Regions from separate parts of the Homo sapiens genome. Here region 1 is linked to region 2. Evidence: chromatin contacts called from ENCODE Hi-C data. All regions are on one chromosome and are shown on one strand. The core of a region is the stretch at or near the end of the contact, and the rest is flanking DNA. Distances in the headings are between cores, read along the strand shown. Region 1 has its middle 23 kb from the start of DAOA. Region 2 has its middle 130 kb from the start of DAOA.

Region 1 (3,503 bases), core at 555-3,054, 110 kb before region 2:
ATATAGGAGTGGACTTACTTGGTTGTCATCATACGGTTGTACCATTTCTTTTTAATAATGACTGAAGATGACATTGGGAATAAATAAACATAGACCTTTGAGTTTCATAGCCACTTAACTCCCTAGTTTTGTTTTTCAAATTAGTTGAGAGGTGATACTTATAGCCATAACTTTAATAACATTACCATCATCATCTCAATTGTGGCAGCTACAATGTCAAGAAACTCACAAAGTTAAAATGTGAAGAAACTTTAGAGGTGGTTTGGTGTGGAGAAGATTGATGTTGATACGATTCATGTATCTTTCAGGATTCCATGGGATTGCACTCTGTCATCAATTTGCTCTAAGGACTATGTCTGAAAAAACTTATTGTGTGTCATTACTGAAATACTCAGCAGTGGTTTGGTTTCTGAATACTTTTAAAGCATTCTCTCTCTTCTCCGCATTATACCATAAAATATATCTTAGCATATTATTGTTTTCACTTGCCATTTGTTTAATATATGAGAATATATTAAAGCATATGCCTTGAATCAAATGCTAACCAGATTAAACTATATCTAAGAGAGTGTGTCTTTTCAAAACAGATTGTGAAGTTGTGTTCTGGTTCCCATATTACTGCCATTGTTCAATATTTTGGGACTTCTATTTTGGAAATGCATTCAGTTCCAACTTGTAGCCCCTAAGAAATGCTCCCTACATCTAAAGGCTAAGATGCCCTCCTTTATTATTTTTCTGATCAAATATTTAAGAAATAAGCTTCAAATATTTGTTAAATTTTTCTCAAAAGTAAAATTTTTATGTTTAAAATATGACAATCTAATTGTCATCTTTAATGTATTAAAATCTTTTATATCCAGTTTTTATTTTATTTTATTTACTTATTTATTTATTTGAGATAGGGTCTCACTCTGTCACCCAGGCTGGAATGCAGTGGCACAATCTTGGTTCACTGCAACCTCTGCCTCCTAGGCCCAAGTGATCCTTCCACCTTAGCCTCCCGAGTAACTGGGACTACAGGCCCACATCACTGCGCCTGGCTAATTTTTATATTTTTAGTAGAGACGGGGTTTAGCCATGTTGGCCAAGCTCGTCTTGAACTCCTGACCTCAGTTGATCCACCCTCCTCAGCCTCCCAAAGTGCTGGGATTACAGGTGTGAGCCATATATTCAGTTTTTAGAAGATCATTAGAATTCAAATGTTGCCAGACTTTAAGTGTGGGTCACTATCTGATGGAGGGCTTCTCTTAGAAGATGTCCCCAATGGCAGGGCCTTGTTATAAAGGTTGGAAGAGAGATAATCCTCTGACTAAGAGGCCAGAGAAGCAGAAGATTTTTTTTCATCAGATTTCACGTCAGTAGGAAGACAGAAAGGAGAAGGAAGAGAAGGCATGAACAGCATATGTGTGAAGTAGAATCTTAATAGTGTGCATCTTTTAAGTCAGGATTCCGTCTACTGTTGGCCAAAATAAATCATTATTATCTGGTGGTTGGAAAAAATAAGGACATTCCTTGGTTTTCTCCAAAAACTTATTTTGGTGTTTCTTAATTACCCTTAGGAGACCTTAATGATCAACACTGTATCAACAGAGAAAGTGGAATTTTATTCTCTTATAGAACAGTGATGTTATTATGCAATGTATTCACATAATTATTTACAGTTCTTCAGTTCTAGATGACTGATACTACAGAAACCTGAGATAATCCCTGCTTCCATTAGTTTGGGTGGAACTTTTGTTGAGAGACTTGAGTCATACTGAATACCTTGAATTACTGCCAAGAGCTGGTGATCATCAAGCTTGAGTTAATACCAATGTTATGTTGCTATGGAGAGGATAACTGCAGGAGAACAATCATCATGTGGTAGGTTTTACCACGTGGCCTGCTGAACTCCATGCTCAAACTCCAACTACTTTTAAGTAATGACATTAAAAATCATATTTTCCATTTATCTGTGGAAGCTAGTGAGTAAAGAATAAGATAGAGTCTACTGAACCTATAGAATGTTACTAAGTATTAGGTGTTGTATTTAATTTCCAGTTTGTCTAATGCTGGAGGCAATTTTACCTTCTCCTACCAGTGAAAAAGTTTATGCCAGTAAGACTTGTGATTTTTGTTCTCCCCCAACACATGCTTCTATATAAATTTATTATGGGAAAAGTGATATTAATAAAAACTTTCTGGAACAATTATAGATAGAGTGTGGTCTGGTGTGACAGATATTTTGTTTCTTCACAACATTCATTCTCTGAGTATTCACCATGGATCAGATATTCTGTAGTTTCTGTAGTAGATACAAAAGCTTTACAAGGTGTATTTTTCCACAAAGAGGTTAGCTAGATTAATAGTGAGAGGATACATCAAAGAACATGGAAATGATTTTTAGAGAAATGAGAGCAAATACTAAAGTATTGAATTAAGTAAAACAAGAAAAATAGCTCCTCCCACCTTCAAAAACATTGGTGAGACCAGGATTGTGGAGGGCACCTTGGCAATGGGCCTTGTAGCTCAGTGAATGGATAAAATGTGTACACAGTGAGAAGAGAAGAAAGTGTCTACACAGAAGTTAGTTTTTGTTTAATTTGATATTTTCTCTTTACCTCGTTCTAGTCAAGATGACCTGAAGCCTTCTAGTGAAGAACCAGCCAGGCAAGTTCCACTTCTTAGGGCCGTTAAATCCCTTCTCTTATTAATGATGTTAATTGCATTTGGATCTCCATCCAGATATTTGCCCTACCTTAATTTCATGTTAATGTGCCATGGGCTAAAGAGGCAGTATTTTTTAAACGCATCTGTAAGTTTCATTTATGACAGAATTTCTGTAATAAAAGTGTAGTCAAGAGTGTTGATGGAAAATTAGGGTGACATAAATACGTGAGAACTGGAAAATGTATAATCTTAAACAGTACACATTATTTTTATTATCTCTCTTTCCCACAGGCTGATGAGGCCTGGGATACTAATATAAAAACCAAAATTAGAAACTTCTCCTCTGTGGTGTTTATTGCTTCGCCTGCAGTGCATGAAATCTTAATTCTAAAGCTCTAACTCACAAAATCTGACATCGTTTTACCCTCTGACACGTCAAAATCAGGGCCTAATTGTTCCTGTGGTTGTGAATTATGAACAAATATACTTTCTAAGAAGATGGATTTTTCATTTAATTTTCCTTTTCAGCTTCACAATATGTACATATACAGAGGTTGCCTGCGATTTTAATATGCTCACACCTACAAAAACACACAATACACACAAACTTTCAAACGTAAGCACACAGATCTGTAAACATACACATGAAGATTTGTTGCAACACAATTCATTCTCAAATCTATTTCCTGTTATGCTTATGATTAAGATCTATAACTTCTCAGGGTTGATTTATTTGTTTTGTACGAGACTGAGTAAAGCTAAAGACCACGAATATGATGGGTGTTGCTAAAATAAACTTCTCAAGAGACATCAAGTTTTAATCTGCCATATTTCAAATATTCCCTGTTGAAATA
Region 2 (3,186 bases), core at 424-2,923:
TTTTTTTTCCCTCCAGCAAGAGCTCAACATTGTATTAGATAGAAATAATGTAAGTATCAGAAAGCCATCTCTAAAATAATAAGAAGAATCTGGAAAACAAGCTGGTAGAGTAGTTATTTTTCTTTATGTTCTCTATAGTCTCTTCAGAACTGCATTTTTTAAAAAGTGCAAATCTCAAAATAAAAGAAAAATAAAACAACATTTTCATTGGATGATTATGTATTCAATCTTAAAAATCCCAGCTCTCAAGAGCCTCTAGAAAAGGTCAAGGAGGTCTAAATGCTCAGTAGAATGGAAGAAACCATTGCTAGAAGCCAAACAGAGACTCTGGTGACGCAAGTGATCTTAGGAGATTCTCCAAGTATTTCCTGAACAATTTTTAGGGGCCACACTCAGTGCTAGATCCTGGGGATGCAAATACTAAAAGACAAGGTGTCAAGGAGAGGTCCTGAAAAAATACCTGGTCTATTATGACTGACAAATATACAATGTAATATACGAGAAACAGAGCCATAGGTGAGACACACATGTAGAGAAGTCTTGACTTACGTGCAATTCTAACTATAGAACAAAGGAGCCGTAGTCACTTTTAAGGATTTTAATGCTGCGCAGTCCACACAGACAAGTTGAGGTTTTCATTTAGTGACACTTCCTTTATTTACAGAAGGCTCAGTAACACTGACCCATTTTTTTTTTCTGCAGATGATTCTTAATGCTGGTTAGACTATTAACAGCTGACTTTTACATGGAATTTACTGTTCTAAGCACATTACTTGTATTAGCTCCTTTACTCTTACAAGCTATATGATAAATTCATTTTATTAACCATTTTAAAAATGAGAAAACTGATACACAAAGAAACTAAATAGCGTCACATAAAGTGACCTGGCCAGGTTTGGAGCACAGATGGACTTATTAACTACTACTCTATGGTATTTTGATTCCTCAATAACTTCTTAAAAAAGCTGGAAGTTACTTGAGCCCTTCATTTATGTCCTACACAAAAAATAAATGTGCCGTTCTTCTAAGAATAAACTACTGGGCTATTGCCCATTGTTTTGTTGAATGTATTTTTAGCAATTTTCCAGACAATGATGGTTATTTTTTTTAACCCACTGATCTATTTATATCTTCTCAGATACCCTTGTGAACAAATTTAGAATACATCCATCCATCCAGATTATGGGACAAACTCCACTCTTGTAGGAATTTGGTACCTGATTTTGATTAAATAAGATGAGACTTCAAACAATTAAATTAGATTTAGTCATCTACAATATATTTTTATTTGCAGGGCAAAATTAACTTTTCTAAAAAATTTAAACATTGTTTCTGTAATGTTTAGCTGTGTTTAAGATAGTTGAAGTCATGTGCTAAACTGAAAGAACAAAGTTGGAAGAGGTAAAAATTGTTCAACAGTTATTTAGAAATTACTAATTTTTATATTAGTGAAAATGCAAAGCAGCAGGCATATTTTTGTGATACATTTATTGAATTTCATCTCCAATCTATCTGATTGTTTAATATACTTGATGTATTAGAATCCAAGAAATAAAAATAAGTAATTGGAGCACACATTTGTTTTACTATTTCCCCCTCTGTTTCTGGAACACATCCCCTCTTGCCGTTCTGGTAACTGGAGTGCACTGGTGTGGGGCAAACAGGAAATGAATAGCACCAGCCAGCCGGACAAAAGCTGAGATTTAGACCAGAAAGCTAATCTCTGTCTAACTTCCATTTCAGCGGTGGATGAATACTGCCTTAAAACATTCATTGTTTTCATTTAGCATTCTTTTCATTTTCTTTTTCCAAAGAGGCCAAAGTTATTTGAAAGTGTTTCTCACATGTTTTCCAAACTCTAAGACTGTATAAGTGAATGTACAATATTTAAAGAGGTGCAATGGAAAAAAAAGCAGTTCACTGGGAAAAAGCAGGTGCACTTGATGTAAGAAGATCGGAGAGAGAGGAATGATTTAGGTAAAGGAGGAAGAGAAGAGAGGGCCGAGAAATGCAGACCCAGGTATAGCTTTTGACTGGTGGACAAGGAAGGCAGTGAGTAGGTAATCAAAGTAGATAGGACCTCACAGAAATGTAAGGTCACCAATATGGCGCAGAAAGAGAGAGAAGCTGGGAGTTCCATAGGACCTGTAAGGCAAGGGATAAGTGGATGTTATTGTGATATTGCAGTGAACAGACAACAAATGACCTCTGTTATAGACTGAATGCCTGTGTCTTCCCAGAATTCCTGTGTTAAACTCTTAACCCCACAATGTGATGGTATTAGGAGGTCATTAGATCATGACAGTGTAGTCCTCATGAATGGCATTAGTGCCCTCTTCAGAAGAAATGTCAGAGCTTGCTCTCTGTTGCCGCTCTCCACTCTGTGAGAACACAGTGAGAAGAGGCTGCCTACAAACCAGGAAGAGGGCCTCACAAGACAGTGAATCTGCCCGCATCATAATATTGTACTTCTTAGTCATTAAAACTGTGAGAAATAAATTTCAGTTGTCTAAGTCACACAGTCTAGGTAATGTGTTCTAGCAGTCCGAAGTGACTGAGACAGCCCTCCCTTGTCCGTAGCCCAAAACACACACACAGACACATGCTTTGGCATTTCATAAGACTCTGAAATCAAAACATTATTGTATTAAGCTCAAACTTAAATTGATGCCATAGAAAACTCAGAATGAAATATGCTTGCACGTCTGTGATTTCGGACTGAGATTCACAGCCTTCTCGGGATATTTTAATATTCCGGGTCTTTAAAGGTGATGAGTGAGAGCAATTTAGCTATCATTTATCAGCATTTAGGTTATCTGGAGCAAGGCTTTAATTTTAGAGTAGTTACATAACCTACCATTGAATTCTGATCTATCTAAAATGTCTTAGGTATTTTAGTATTAAAGGAATATGTAATTTAGCAGTTAAGAGTATGACAATCGAATTCTACAATATATTTAAATACAAATGTCAATGAATCTGAATTAATTTCGTCCATTCCTATTAATATGGGTGAGTTGTAGATTATTGCTTTGATGTGTTAAGTCCTATTGAGAACACACTTTTTCCTTCTCTCAGAAGGACATCTCTAAAATAATAATAAGAATCTGAAAAACAAGCCGGTAGAGAAATTCTTTTTCTTTGTGTTCACTAGAGTCTCTTTGAAATTCCATTTTTGTAAACTGC

The links. Hi-C counts contacts between places; a loop is a spot of excess contacts on that map. Pooled maps may share reads with other maps.
Region 1: a loop to region 2 is called in a map of ascending aorta, with 2.7 times the contacts of the local background. The contact joins two enhancer-like sites. A Hi-C loop is called at or near these places in 5 of 168 maps with a recorded cell type or tissue (IMR-90, aorta, ascending aorta and 2 more) and 3 of 50 pooled maps.

The regions. Positions count from the first base shown.
Region 1 is chr13:105,441,397-105,444,899 of GRCh38, reverse strand. No RefSeq gene overlaps it. Among named protein-coding and RNA genes, the nearest start is that of DAOA, 23 kb to the left of the region's middle. Within about 2 kb of position 1,804, at least 2 of the 41 ENCODE cell types and tissues checked have a DNase peak (open chromatin) inside an H3K27ac peak, as active enhancers do.
Region 2 is chr13:105,332,943-105,336,128 of GRCh38, reverse strand. No RefSeq gene overlaps it. Among named protein-coding and RNA genes, the nearest start is that of DAOA, 130 kb to the left of the region's middle. Within about 2 kb of position 1,673, at least 2 of the 41 ENCODE cell types and tissues checked have a DNase peak (open chromatin) inside an H3K27ac peak, as active enhancers do.